Regions from separate parts of the Homo sapiens genome. Here region 2 is linked to region 1. Evidence: read pairs that join two places in POLR2A ChIA-PET (ENCODE). Cell type or tissue: HepG2. All regions are shown on one strand. Links, peaks and the distances in the headings refer to the core of each region. The heading gives the core; the rest is flanking DNA.

The links. Peaks named below come from ENCODE experiments on the same cell type or tissue, not always from the same donor. Only the 100,000 strongest peaks of a DNase experiment are listed, where the experiment ranks them.
Region 2: POLR2A ChIA-PET joins it to region 1 with 21 read pairs; 6 of 35 experiments call an interaction of 5 or more read pairs at or near these places.

What each region holds. Positions count from the first base shown.
Region 1 is chr3:124,580,224-124,587,830 of GRCh38, reverse strand. All of the region lies in intron 34 of KALRN (kalirin RhoGEF kinase), which reads right to left. LOC105374076 (a long non-coding RNA gene) reads left to right here and starts at 3,272. Exons shown (of 4, transcript XR_001740872.2): 1 at 3,272-3,357. RefSeq lists a silencer at 2,869-3,048. In HepG2, for the core only: no CTCF peak of the experiment used is centred there; DNase peaks (open chromatin) are centred at 3,200 and 4,560; H3K4me3 peaks cover 2,362 bases.
Region 2 is chr3:124,630,801-124,638,407 of GRCh38, reverse strand. It overlaps KALRN (kalirin RhoGEF kinase), which reads right to left. Exons shown (of 60, transcript NM_001388419.1): 35 at 5,705-5,988; 36 at 4,455-4,556; 37 at 1,105-1,200. Among named protein-coding and RNA genes, the nearest start is that of UMPS, 96 kb to the left of the region's middle. RefSeq lists enhancers at 1-238, 3,087-3,588. In HepG2, for the core only: a CTCF peak has its summit at 2,145; DNase peaks (open chromatin) are centred at 1,437, 2,497, 3,027 and 3,377; H3K4me3 peaks cover 583 bases.

The DNA.
Region 1 (7,607 bases), core at 1,518-5,517:
CCCAGCCACTTGGGAGGCTGAGGTGGGAGCCCAGGAGATCCTGGTTGTGGTGAACCATGATCAAACCACTACACTCCAGCCTGGGCAACAGAGTGAGACCCTGTATCAAAAAAAAAAAAAAAAAAAAAAAAAGTGGAGGGTGGGGGTGGAGGGAAAAATACAAGATAGTCGCTTTCCATACTCTTCCAAATCAAAAGATAAGTTCAGTGAAATTCATCCATATTTTCCTCAAATGTGATATTTAAAGACCACACAGGTACTTTATCTAAATCCTTGACTCTGACCCTAGTGATGACAATTACAACCACTCAGAATTCACCAGAGAAATCCCAATGTAGCTCACTTAGCTTCAAGTCAAAAATAGCCAAAACATTCCACTTCCTCTTGGTTCTTTTACTTTTGTCCTTTTCCTCAGACTTTAGAAGGAGGTATCCTTTAAATCCTGCATGACTGGAAGTCAGATGGTCAAGTCCCCTTGCCTTGGGAACCACAGCAGTGGGCTCTGAGTCATTGCTTCAGAGTCAAGCTACTCAAGCCGCAGGAGACAGCCAAGTTCTCCCTGAGAGAGAAGGGATAGAGACCAAACAACCGGCCGCCTTTATCTACAAGGTGGAGTGTGGAGGTTGCCTTTCCATTGTATTTTCCCTAAGACCAGAGGAACTGGTTCAACTGAAAAGGGAGGCAGTCAGTCCCCTGCAGTGCACACCCTCCACTTGAGAGACAGCCTCAAGACTCTCCCCTCAGCCCTTTTGGGTGTTGCAATTGGGCAAGCCTCTTCCCAAAGAGTCCACGGACTCTGGGCCATGCACTCAGGCTCAATACAGACCTTATCTTTTCAATCTGTTTTCAAATTGATGCCTACAGGCTGAGTGGAGACTGTTTTCGGTTAGAGTGAGCCTGAGGGAGCCTCAGGGCATGCCCAACACCTCAGACACGACCCCCAGCCTAGCCACAGGCAGGAGTTTTCTTTGGAGAGTGGCTAACTCACCTCCCCCACCATCGTCCTCTGATGAGCCCGTTTTTCATCTTCACACATTTCAGATCTAGGGGAGTGAGGAGTAAAGCAGGAGAAGGCCCCGGGCACCCACCTTGCCACCCTTCTTTTCCCTTTTAAACTGGTCTCATTGCTTGGACCTCTGACTCCCTCAGTCTTCATCTGAGGGTCGCTAGCCTTTTCAGCTCCCGCTCCTACGATAGCCACTCGCACGCCTCCTCTCCTAGCCACGGAGCCAGCAGCCACTGCCTTCACAGGCCCTAGGCAGGAGGCACTTACCAGGCCCTGGAGCCAGCTCCCCAGCCCTCCCCTGCATCACAGCGAGAGTGAAAGTCGGGCAATTCCTCAACAAAGCAAGGGCCAGCAAGACGCCCAGAGAGTTACCCTGAAGGGCAGCCAGGGCTGTCACACATCTGGACTCAAGGAGGCAGCTGTGGGGACTTCAGATAAGCACCACCCCAGCCCCCACATTCTGTCTGACAGGAAACGGACTCCCAAGAAATCCTGCAGAGAAACTCTTTGCGGGGAAAGCAGGGCAGCCTTCGAGCGAACCCACCCACTCAGATTCCCCTTGGCCATTTCCTGCTTCCTCCGCGCTTTATTCCCCCTTTCCCTCAATTCCCAGCCTTGGTTTTGAATGTTTCTGAATCAGACTTAGAGGGTCCCTGGCCCCTCACATTCCTTCTTCATCTGAATTCTGGTTTCTAGAGCTCAAAACCACACGGTTCCAGGCTGCTCTAATTAAATACAGAGATTGAGACCATCTGATGCTAAGATTATGACCTTAATGACGCGCAGGAAAAGTCATTCAGATTTAATTAGTTTTGGTAACCTTATATCTGCTCAGGATAGAAAATTTCTCAGGGCTATGTTGTGTGTTTGTGGCACAGAGGATGCTGAAAGGTGGCTTGGATGAAGTTTATTCACCAGTAACTCAGCCAGAAAGTTCCATTAGGATTTTGCATAGCAGATGGGATGGGAGACTGGGTGGGGTATTGTAAATGGGGGTGGAGGCCAGAGGCCCAAAAGGTGAAACTTTTTAAAAGGGCAAATGTCAAGTAGGGGGCTACATTCTCATTTCTACCCACACAAAAACAGTCTTCCCCCGCTATCCTAGCGTGTGTTAAAGTGACATGAACAGCCTTAGGAGCATCTGCTTATCCTATTTGGGAAGGTTCTGATTTTTTTTTTCAGAAGAAGCCACACAATTGAGAACCCTCCCTCTGTGATCCTTCTCGCCCTCCTGTTCGCCGGCTGCTTTGGGGGAAATTGGTTGCTTCCTGCAAGTCTCTTCCACGACGTTAAGATTAGCAGAATAATTAAATACAGTCCTAACTGGGCACAGAGAGAGTTGTTAATTAATGAGCCAAGCTCCGGCCCGGAGCTACAAATCCACGCTGGCCTGTGAAAACCCAGGCAGAAAAAAATGTGCTCCAGTCCCACGAGAAAATTGTCACTTGGCAAAAATAGTTCCTGGTGTACAGACAGGTGTCAAACACATTCCTGTAGCCAGGAGTCACACGTTAATCCCGCAGCTGAGATCCATGTGTAAATGAGAGGTGAGGTACTTCTCCGCCACTATAGGGACACACGCGGCTCTGCGTCCCCTTCCCACCCCCGCGTCCGCATCCCACTCCCTAGCAGGCTGGCGCCCTGACATCCAAAGTCGCTGCTAGGTGACTGAGTTCCCAAACAGCAGCTCCGCATCCAAGTCAGAACCTCACCGCCAGCCAGCGAGCGCGCGCGTTCTGTCTGGGAAACTGTGAAACGGATCGCAGCAAACTCTCTCACTTCGCCGCCCTCCTGATCCCCAGCCCCATCCGCCTACCCCAGAGGCCTCCCCAACCCTTCCCTCCCTACCACCCTCCCTCGCGCTGAGCGCGACCAGTCTGGCTAACAGAAGGCACCAAGGCCGCCGACAGCCACTCACCTCTACACGGGAAGCAACAGCAGCACTTAGCAAAGAGCCACCCCAAAGAGGGACCTCGGGTGTAAGCCCTGTCGCCGCCCTTCATGTTGCCCCGCCGCCCCAGCGCTCCCGCATGGCACGGGGCGCCAGCCCGGGGTGAGAGCGCGGCGGGAAGGAAACTTCAGCGCCGCCGCCCGAGAGCCGGCTCCCGCCCTCCCCGCTGTGCTCTCCCCGCACCGCGGCCGCAGCTCTGACTTACTGGGAGCCACTGCCACCTTGGGAAGCGGGGAGGGGCCAGGCGGGGAGGGAGGGCCTAAGGGGCGGAGTTCCAAGGTCCAGCTGTGGGCAGGAGACCTGGCCAGCAGCGGCCGGAGCCTCATGTAACGCTGCCTGTGGCACCAACGCTGTGGGCACGGGGCAAACGGGTGGAGTTTGAGCCCTTGGCACCAAACAGGTAGGTACTCCTTATGTGCAACTTCCTCCCTTCAAAGGCCACCACAATGGGCGTTGGCTTAAAAAATACAACTAGATGGGGCCAAAGAGGTAAGAGAGGGGCAGACTTAGATGCTCCAAGACTCAAGGATGCCCTTTTCTTCCTCGCAGCCTCACCCGTTCCCTCCCCACAGCCTCCTCTGTATTGAAAACACCGTCCCCAACCCTTTCCTTTCCTTCCGTGTAATGCTGATTACTAATAATGATAACAGTGCCTCATATTGATCAGCTCTCCAACTGTAATGACGTGAAAACACACTCTGGGTTTGGAATCATACAACCAACCTTCAAAGCTCAGTTTTGCCACCTGCTAGCTGTTTGAACTTAGGCAAGTCACTTCACCTTTTATCTTCAGTTTCCCCATTTAAAAAAAAAATGTAAAAGAATTCCTATATTCCACGGTTGTAGATTTTCTTTAAAAAATTTTCTTTAATAGAGGCAGGGTCTCGGGTCTTGCTATGTTGCCCCAGCTAGTCTTGAACTCCTGGGCTCAAGTGATCCTCCTGCCTTAGCCTCCCAAAACATTAGGATTAGAGATGTGAGCCACCACATACAGCCGATGGTAGAATTTAAAAATATCTATGGATGTCTCCCAGAGTTGCTGATTTAGTAGGTAGGAGGTGGGGCCCGAGAATTTGCATTGCTACAAGTTCCCAGGTGATGCTGATGTTGGTATAGGACCACACTGAGACCTACTTGAGATTCAGACTTTTTCCTTGCCTATTTGGCAACTGTCCCCTTTTCTTTTTGTAACAGCCCCTTGACTTGTCTTTGAGGAACCAGTCCTCCTCCCTTCTCAGGCCATGTTTCTGGGCTAACATCCTGTTACAGAGGTGAAGTTTAATATTTCCAGGTGAATGAATGCCTACAGAGAAACTTCGAACATCTTACTTACGGTGCAAGACTTCCATTCACCATCCCCTCGGCCCAATATGCCCAGTAGACCTATCATTCCTTTACTTATATCCCTATCCCTATCTTTTAAATCTTTTTCATGTTTCAAGGCCAAGCTTGCTTTCCACAACCCCCTTGAAGCCCACTTGGACCACATCAGTGGGACCTTTCCATGAACCACTGTATTACTCACAGGGTGTCTCTCCCATTCCTTTGTGTCCAGCTTTAGGGCAAAGGGCCTGCTGGAAACACACAACACTCATAAAGAGGGCCCATTCATCAGAAAAAAGGGAAGTTTGTGGGAGGAATGAAAAACAGAAGCTTGATCACCCAGGTAACCAATGCCTTCCTGGAAGAAACACACTCATGGGACAAGGCTTTTAAAAGTTACCAGGATTTGGGGCTTCCTTTCCCAGTTGGAACCATGCTTAGATTTGTGCTTTATTTATCTATGTGACAGCCAGGCATGGTTGCTCATGCCTGTAATCCCAGCACTTTGAGAGGCCAAGGCAGATCACTTGAGCCCAGGAGTTCAAGACCAGCCTGAACGATGCAGGGAGGCCCTGTCTCTACAAATAATAAAAATAAATGAATAAGTACATAAATGAGCGGTGCTTGGTGGACCATACCTGTGGTCCCAGTTACTTGGCAGGCTGAGGTGGAAGGATCACTTGAGCCTGGGGATGTCAAGCCTGCAGTGACTCATGATTGTGCTGCTGCACTCCAGCCTGGGCAACAGAGTGAGACCCCATCCCCCCCAGCTCAACCCCCCCAAAAAAAATGTGCCAAGGCATCTGCCACATGGTTGGGATACCAGTAAATGATCGAAGCATGACCTAATGAGTAATAATAGCTTACATTTATTGAGCATTTATATGCTAAGCAGTTTCCTCCATGTTCTCCATATACTATCTCATTTATCCTCATAAAAAAACCTTGTAAAGTAGTGTCCTGTTTTACCTTTGAAGAAACTGAATTAATAAACTATGATGAGGCTTTAATGGTTTAATTCTAAAGAAAAGCTCTAAAAAGCTTCACCCCTTTGGAACAGTAGAACATAAAGTCAAAAATCTACCCTCTAGTTCTGCTACTGCCATCTCCCTGATGGTTTCTCTTGGCAAGGTTTACATAAGAACGTCACTGTCAAGCAGGAAATGAATCTCTGGTGCTCTTTCTAACACATACAAAAACAGAGAAATTACAGTTCAAATTGCTCATGTTGGCTGGGCGCAGTGGCTCACGCTTGTAATCCCAGCACTTTGGGAGGCCAAGGTGGGCGGATCACCTGAGGTCAGGACTTCAAGACTAGCCTGGCCAACATGGTGAAACCCCATCTCTACTAAAAATACAAAAATTAACTGGGCATGGTGATGCATGTCTGTAATCCCCACTATTCGGGAGGCTGAGGCAGGAGAATTGCTTGAACCCGGAAGGCGGAGGTTGCAGTGAGCGGAGATCGCACCATTGCACTCCAGCCTGGGCAACAGAGTGAGACTCTGTCTCAAAAAAAAAAAAAAAAAAAATAGCTCATGTTGTCTGCACCCAAGATTCCTGATTCACTGACCATCCTGATAATTGGTCAGTCTCATTTTGCCAGACTGAATTACTGCAGGATCCTTAATCCTCACATAGTTATCCTGGGTTCCAGTTCTGACCCACAACAACCAGCACTATTATTTAGTTCTCTCTTCCATGTCACCAAAGACAATACCTATTTTGTTTTTCTTGCAAGCCCAGACCAAAACTGTCTGTAAAAATTAACTTTATTTGCTTGTGATCCATAGTATGGATGCTATGGTCCAAGGTTCAATATTTGGTTTACCCACCCAATCCCTCTCTTTTTACACTTTGGGGGCATTATGATGGGAATTCAAAGATGCTTCAAAATTTCATGGGGAATAACCAGTTTGTTTTTTACTCAAATCTTCCCTCTTGGTTTTTGTGTTCAGATAACACTGGATCACTTTTTTGTCACAATTCTTTGCAAGAGACTAATGACATCTCATCCTGCTGAAACTGGCTTGAGTTACATGTTTGAGAAAGACCCAACTCTTACTTTAGAAATCAAATACCAGTAGACCCTAAAGTAGTCCACTATAGGCAAAATGGATCCACTGGGCATGTTTCCACCGATACTTTTTTTTTTTTTTGAGCAGAGTCTCACTCTGTCACCCAGGCTAGAGCGCAGTGGCACGATCTCGGCTCACTGCAACCTCTGCCTCCCGGGTTCAAGCAATTCTCCTGCATCAGCCTCTGGAGTAGCTGGGAATACAGACGTGCACCACCATGCACATCTAAGTTTTGGGATTACAGGCGTGAGCCACCATACCCAGCCTCTACTAATTCTTATAACCCAGGAATTCATCCTACTCTCAATTTAAAGGCATAAAACCATTAGGAACCTCTTCCTATCTTAAGTTGGCAAGGTCAACACATTTTTGGCCATCATGGAGATTCATTCTAGGGTTAGACACCAATAACCCAAGAGTCCCATTGCCATCCTTACATGCCTTCCAGAATGAGACTAGCCAATGTCTATAACCTAACAAGGAAATCCTTTCCTTTCCTTTATTATTATTATTATTATTATTATTTTAATAGAGACAGGGTTTTGCCATGTTCCCTGGGCTGGTCTTGAACTCCTGGGCTCAAGCGATCTGCCCCCCTCGGCCTCCCAAAGTGCTGGGATTACAGGTGTGAGCCACCACACCTGGCCATCAAGGAAATCTCAAACAACATGGGGACACTAACTGTTTGTGGACCTACTCGTTAATTCATCAAATACTTACTGAGTGCCTACTCTGTGTCAGGCTCTGTTCTAGGTACTGGGTCTACATTGGTGAACAAAAACAATTTCAGTCCTTCTGAAGCTAGCTACTAGGACAGACTCATCATGAATGTGAGAGAAAAGTGAATCCACATCAGATATGTGACCAGGTTTATTAGTTGAGAGGGTTAATAGATGCCTAGATTCTCCAGCCTGCATCCAGATGTTTTAAGTTAATATTCTCAAGACAATTTAGAAGGGATGGTGGAGAATATGATTTTAAAACATTGGTGCTGATAAGAATCAGGAGGGAAGCATTTAAAAATATTAGGCATTAGCATTTTTTAGGCTCTGAGGTGGAACCAAGTCTGAGGCCATTGCTGCCTGAGTCCCCCCTCCCCACCCACCCCCACACACACCCTGAGATTTAGATCAATTGACTTTGGGTGCAACTGGGCGCAAGTATTTTAAAAGTTCCCCAGGTGTCTGTAATACGCAGCATAGTTTGAAAACCACTGGTGCAGTGCGGTGGTTCTCAAACTCAAGTATAC
Region 2 (7,607 bases), core at 1,183-5,182, 51 kb before region 1:
CAGGAAAATAGACGATTTTCAGGAGTTTGACACTAGGTACTGAAAACAGCAGGTTTTTGTTTTTTTTTTTTTAATTAGAAAGGAAAATTTAGCAGGAAAAGAATAAACTCATATGTATTAAACCTCATTCATATAGTATATGCTGGGATATCTGAAAAGGGAGTTACTATAGTCAAAATTATTAGGTAGCTTTCCATAGAGAGCATCCATCATTTTCCTCTAGCTCCTGGGCCAAGTGATTAATAAGACTGCCCAATAGAAGTCTGGCAGAAGCACAGACATTTATCCTAATGAGAATTGCAGGAAAAGCTAAATGGGTGATATGGATGAGAGTGAAAGAAAGGAAAATGCTTCCAATTGTCATCCTGTGGTGATACACTTAAATGTAAAAACAGGAGAGTGGAGGAACAGCTCCATCCTAATGAGCTATCCAAAAAGGGGCCCTTTCACCAGCATTATGCCAAAACCCCAAACCTGCTCAGACTCATCACCTATCCCTCCAACGGGCTGATGGGTCCATGAGACAGTCACAGGCTAGACAGGCTGCCAGTGGCTTATGTTCAGTTTTTCCCCCCATTGTAGGGCTAGGCACTGACTCTCTTAATTTATTGTGGTGAGGTATCCACACACTTTTGCCCATTCCCCTTTATAATCAGCAGTCTACTTTTGAAAGACTTTGCACGCTGGAAGGCTACCCAAGTCCCCATAAAATTTCCTAGTGCTGTCAAATATCCAATCAGTGTGTTCTGGGTCTCAGCATCGCGGTGTACTAGCTTCTGGGCTAACCAAATACATATCAATCACTGACTGAATGCCACTTGCCTGTGGGCCGCTGGATCAGGCTTGCAATGAGGTGAGTTTGTCTTGAATAGTTTTCAACTTTCATCAACACTGCAGCCCCCAAATGATGTATTAATTCCCTATACCCATTCCCAAACAAAGTCAAAAAGGACTCTGGGGTACAGCTTTTTAGAAACCATCATTAGCTGCAATCACATAGGAAGAATGAGGACAGGTGCAAAGGAGAAAACGGCAGACAGATGCAAGCCTGGAGCAGTGTGAAGGTGAGACACACACAGAACTGCCTCCAGGACCCCCACTTACCAGCTTGTTTTTGACCAACTTTTCTATTGCATTGACAAGGTCTGCAGCAGTAGGTACTTCAGTGGAAGCCTGCCGGGCTGCTAGCAAAGAGGAGGACTGCAAGACATCGGGCAGCAGAGGAAAAGCAGATTAGCAAAGAATAAGGAACAGTGATCAGGAAATAAAACAGAAAGTCCAAAGCTCAAGCCAGGGAAGGGAAGCAAAGTTCTGTGTTTAGACGGAAGAGGTGACAGAGGGAGAAGAGTGTGGGTGTAATACATACAGGCCTGCCCAACCCCTTATTAGGAATTCTAGCCAGCAGCAAATGGATGGTACTAGGCTATCCTTAGGCAAGCCTATGAAGGAGGGGAGAGGAGAAATCACTGACTTCCTGGGAGGCCTACAGACTAGTGTTGTACCTACTGACAGCAACAGCTTGGAGGGCGGGGGCTACTGCTCTGTGGGCAAACGAGACTTTGGCCACTACACAGCTGCCCGTTGCTGTTTTGGGGTGTGAAGGATTCAACAAACCCAGCCTTGAGTGTGTCCAAAAAAGGGAAACAGTCCTTGCTTTACTACAGCCTTAGATATAGATCTTTATTATGTGTCCAGCAAAAATGCTAGGGGCAGGACCCTTAGAGACCAGCAAGCTAGATACTCCCTTCCTATATTCTCTCCCTCTGTCTTCCTCTCCCGCTCTGCCCCTGACACACATACACCCTTACCCCTCCACAAAGCATAGCTGGCTCTGGTAAGGCCCCTGAACTGGAACACTAGGAAGTAATAAAAGGCTTTAGCAGGAGTCCTGAAGCAGCTAGGAACTACCCTGTTCATAGTAAAGAGAGACGACTCCAGGACCTCCCTGTGTCCCTTTTCCCCTGCACCAGCAGTGAGGAGTTGTCCATGTGGTTGTTTGTGTGGTCAATGGTTTGGGGCTTCCTGCTCACTGAAGGATGGTGGTTTTTTGTTTGGCTTTTTCTTCCTTCTTCTACCTGAGAAGAAACTGGGGGAGAAATAGTTAACCCTGCACCGTTTGTGTGTGCTTTTACTTCCAGCTTATCAGAGCAGGGGGCAGTGGTGTTCCCAAGGCCAGGACATAGGCTCCTTCAAGTTTGCCCCTTGGGTTAGAGAGAAAGTTTCAAAAATGAAGCTTCTCATCTAATCTAAGTTACTTTATTAAGTCTTTGCTTCTGAGATGGGAGGAAAATAATTATAATTAAGGAAGATATAACAATATTCTTTTTCCTCTCTTGGGGACTGCAGGAAAAAGCTTACGTCCATGTGGAAAATCAAGCTATCCTCTTTTTAATCTAGTAATCCTACTCCTGGGAATTTATTCCAAGGACAGAAGTCAAAAGAACAAATGCTGTATATACACAGTGATCTGTATGTAGTAGTATTAGCCATAGTAGCAAACAATGGAAACACCCTGTTAGGATGTCCCCAACAGGCTGATCAAACACATTATGGAACAGCAAATAAGCAAAATTTTCTCCAGCTATTAAAATTACAGCTAGGAAGAAAAAAATTCATGCAATTTTAGGAAATGGTAGTAAATAAAACATTGGACACAACATATGCATATTATAATTGTAAAAGTAAAACGTACACACATAAGAAAAAGATTAGAAGGAAACAAGGAGAAGACAATTGCACAATATTACAACGGTGAACTTTTAAAAATTCCTTTGACAGTGTTGTAAAAATTGTTTTAATACATCCAACTCCATTTGCTAGATGCTCTGAAGTTCATCCCACTCCCAAACATTTATAAAAAACATACAGAAATCAAACAAGCAGGAATAAGGAGAGTTCATGTATCTGAAAGGAGACTGTTGCCATCTGCCCCATTTCTGCATAAGGAAAAGGCTACACAAATAAAGGTAAGTCAGAATTCTGGGTTAAAAATTATCCAGAAACAATGTAACATCCATTTCTGTAAACAAGCTGTGTTTGAGGGAATTAGAGAGAGAAGGTGGTGACCTTATGCAAGTGGGGCCCTTGCACAGAGGGCTGTGTGAGACATGGGCACCCTACTCCTTAGGCCATGATCGCTGTTTATAAAATACATTACAAGTAGGCAGGTCTCATTTCCATCTCAAGGTGAAGCACCAGCACTTCTGTCTCAGGAACCCAGGATGGTATAACACCAGCCTTCCTACTATGTCTCTTCCCAATAATCCAGAGTCAAAGAGCTGGCCCTGAAGACAGGGCCACCAACATCACCTAGGAGGGGCCACGACTAGGTGAGTCACATCATGGGGGCAGCTGCCACATCTCAGAGTCCCTAGACTTTGTCCTTCCGGCCTAGCACAGAGGAAGACTTCAGTTAATGTCTGTGGGTTAACAATTCAAATGCAAAGCAGAGAGAATTAAAATAAGAACTGAGATGTCACCAGAAAGGACACACCCGCAGGAGGCTGTCCCACTACAGGGCAGAGCACTAGAGAGCACAGGAGAGCCTGGAGGGACAGGTAGACAAGCTGCCACATCCACTACCACCACTGCAACAAAACAGCACTTGAAAAAGCAAATGGAAAGTGCCATACAGTCAAAACCCAAACCTGCCGCTTCCACGTCCAGAGTCTAAGAGAATCAGCAACACTTAAGGCAGAAAAAAAAAGGTGATGTGAAAGCAGAGCTGCAAGGAGACTGAGTGACAAGTGAGGGAGAACATAAAGCTGCCCCAAGCCTCGGGTCAGTACCTGGAAGCACGTCTAACCTACGCTTCTGCTCCAGAACAACTGGGATGATCACCGGGTGACTGGAGACACAGGGGGCATCGATATTTCAAATACCAGTGAGCCTATGCATGCCAGCGGGCCGGGGAATCTTGCAAAGCAAAGTCAGGCAATTTCGCATATTAAGTTTGCCCACCTTTGACAATAACTTCCCCTTAGCAGCATCTTCATTCCTCATACCGTCATTGCAAAATTTGACCAACACTGGGCTTGACTGGTAGCTACCATTAGTTAGAGTTTAGAGTTGACTATAGGGAAAACAACTAACATGCAGGTTGTACAGTCAGGTACGACAAAATGGTTGTGGACTGGAACTACCTGGAATTGCTCCTTTTAGGATGTGCTGCTTCCAAAGACAGAGCCATTACCCTTTATCAACAGGACAAGACACCAGGCAGATTCCCACTTTGAGAATTCTGCACACACCCCCTCCACTGCCTAGAATGAAGTTGGACCTCCAGGGTTGGGGAAGGGACACCTACCAAATAGAGACACAATTGGTATCAACATGGATTCATGTGGACGACGAGATAACATGGGAGAAAGAGTATGACTACCCCCATCACACACAAAAAACAAAATCACGCACGGCACGTTGCTCTTTTAAGTGAGCAAGTAAAGAAGTTCTACCATTTCATCCTGTGTAGGGTCGTTGTCAAAAATCTTCATAGGTGGTGGGAGGGGTGTGTGTGACTCTTCATCCGGCTCATCTTCACCCCAACCTTTCTTGCTCTTCTAGAACAAAAGAGCAGCATTAGTTACTGTGTCACAAACATGCCAGTGGTTCTGGACTTGACATTAACAAAAATAATACATAGGAGGAGAGTTCCTCTCTCAACTCACTCTTAACTGTTCAGTCGCAATTTCCTCTTTTGATACATGGATACACCTGCTTATTTCAAATGAGAGTGAGCACCAGTGGGGAACACACACACACACACACACACCCCCAAAAAGAAGCAAAACCAGAAACTATCTATCTTATCGATTAGCAAGAAAAGAAAAAGCTGGAAGTAGTCAGAGAGAGCCTAACTTTTACATTTTTGTAGGGCTATGAAACCATAGCCCAAATGCCGCCAGGCTTAGCTGCCATTTCCAGAGGGAGAAATGGCAGGTAGCATAAAATCACAACAAGAGGGGGTCCAGTTACACATCACAAAGAATTTCTTAGCCACATCAGTGATTAGAGCAGGATTGTGTGCCAAATAAAACAGGTATCTCATTTCCCCAACCAAAACATATCCACTGTCTTTTGGTTACAGAATCTCAGCTTCATCCAGCCTAACTTTGGCTACAGTCTCTCAAACCTTCCAGTATGGGCGTTCATTAGTTTTCATGAAGGCCCATTTAATCACTGACTGACTCCTAGATTAAACTTTTTCTTTGAGCGGAAACCCTGCCTATTGTAATCTTCATCTGTTCATCATAGTTATCTGGAGTAACTCTGGATGATCTATTCCTTTTGATGTGTGGCACTGCTCAAGAGACTTGAAAACAGCTACAATCTCCCAGCACAGTCCTGTTTTCAAAATGAAACAATCTTCATTCTTTTATTCTAAATCTAAACAGGTCTAGCTGGTTTTAATGTAGTCCTTAGTAGAGGTAGGGAACTAATGACCAAATGACTCCCCTCAGGCCCAGGTCCTATCTCCAAATCTGGCAAATGGTTTCTGTCTGCTGGAAGTCTTAGGGGCTAGTCAGCTTCTGAATCAGCCACAAATCAAACTGGCCAATGTCTTAAGAATAAAAAGAATCCAAATCACTTAGGCTCAAGGTAACACACTAATGGAGATTTGAGATGGCCTAGTTGACAAAACCTGAGGAAGGAGACATGTCAGAAGGCCCTCCTGATGGACAACTCCAGGGCCCCCTGTAAGTACCTCATCAGCGCTGTCTCCCTGAGGGGTTGTTTCATCCCCAGGCTTGGGAGATCCCAGGTCAAAGCTCTTCCGACCATCGCGAACTTTCTTCTGCTTTTTGATGTTTCCATCTGCCTTCCCGCTGTTAAGCCGACGCACAGGACTCGTCAGCCACTTCTTAAGAGTGTTGGTGGAGCGCTTGGGACCCGGGGAACTGTGGATGGAGTTCAGGGAGGGCTGGGCCTGCAGGTTGGCCACGGACTCGGACTTGCCTCCATTCTCGCTTGAGGAATGAGAGTATGCATCTGAGGAAAACGGACAGACACAGCCATGTCAGAGGTGGTGAAGGCAGGCCGCAAACCTGGGACTGAGACAGCTCCATCCTCAGGAAGCTAGGACACAAGGCAGAATGTCCAGGCCAGCTGTAGACCCCAGTCCAGAGAACCCTCTCAACAACAGTAAGAAAGGCAAACGCTCACTCAATTTTTAAAGTATGAAGCACCATTCCCGGTACTATGGATACAGGAGTGGGCAGAAGACAGAAACTCCTGCCTTCGCGGAGTTTACATTCTGGTGGGAAACACATATAATAGACTATAAAAATAAAATAAGCAAAATGAAAAGTATGACAGGTGGTGAGAAGTGCTACATCAAAACACAAAGTACGGGAAGGGATTAGGGAGTGCTGGGGTTGGAAAAGGGGGTGCAGATTGAAGAGGTGATCAGGGCCAGTCTCATGACATGACATGTGAGCCAAGGCCTAGTGGTGGTGACGCCATCTGGCGAAGGGCCTTCTGGGCGGAAGAGCAAACACAAAGGTCCCAAGGCAAGGCCTGGGGTGGCCTTGGTGGAGTAAGCCGGGGGGATCAGTAAGAAAGGAAGTCAGAAAAGCTACTGGGAGCTGGGTCAACAAGCATGTGGTAAGCCAGTGCTATGCCTCTGGCTTTTACCTGGAGTGAAAACCCACTGGAAGATTCTGAGCCAGAGTGATTCAATCTGGCTTATATTTTTAAAGGTCATTCTGGTTTCTATATTGAGGGCAAGTGGAAATAGGGAAACTGGTTGGGAGGCCACTGCACTATTCCAGGTGAGGGATGTTGGTGGTTTAGAAGTAGGGTGGTCCTAGTGGTTGTTAGAAGTGATCAGATTCTGGAGATGTTTTGCTGGAAGGGCCAATATGAATTGCTGACAGACTATGTGTGTATGGGATATGAAAAAAGAGTCAAGGGTATCTCAGGTTTTGGGTCTGAGGTTAGGATGGGGTTCCTGAGATGTGGAAGAATATAGGAGGAACAGGACTCAGGGAGGAAATATAGGAGTTTAGGTTTAGACATCTTTGAGATGCCCATTAGATACCTGAGTGGAGAAATTGAATAGCAGCTTGCCTTCAAGTCTGGAGCTCAGGGGAGAAAGTGCTGGTGAGCTGGAGATAATTGCAGAGTTGTCAGAGGAGAGATGGGGTTGGAAGCCATGAAGCTGGGTGAGATCAGCGAGAGGCATGGGTATGGATAAAGACAAAGTCCAAAGACTAAGCCAGAAGCAGGAAGACGAGAGGACAAGAAAGTAGCCAGTGAGGTAGGAGTAAAACCAGGAGGGTGGGGTGTTCTGGAGGCTGCACGTGGAAAATGTCTTACAAAGGGAGAAATCGGCGTGTCAAATGCTGCCTGATAGGTCAGGAGAGTTGACCTAAGAATTAAGTCTTAAAACTGAGCAACATGGAGATCATTGGTGACTTTGAAAAAAGCAGCTGTAGTGGAATGGAGGGGGCCATGGCCTAATTAGAGAGGATGCAAGAGCATGGGTGTGAGAAACAAGACAGAGTATAGAGAATTCTTGTACTGTTTTAAAGGCACAGTGATTGGAGAACAAGAGTTTGTTTTGTTTTGTTTTGTTTTTTAAATCTCAGCATATTGTTTGTAAGCTG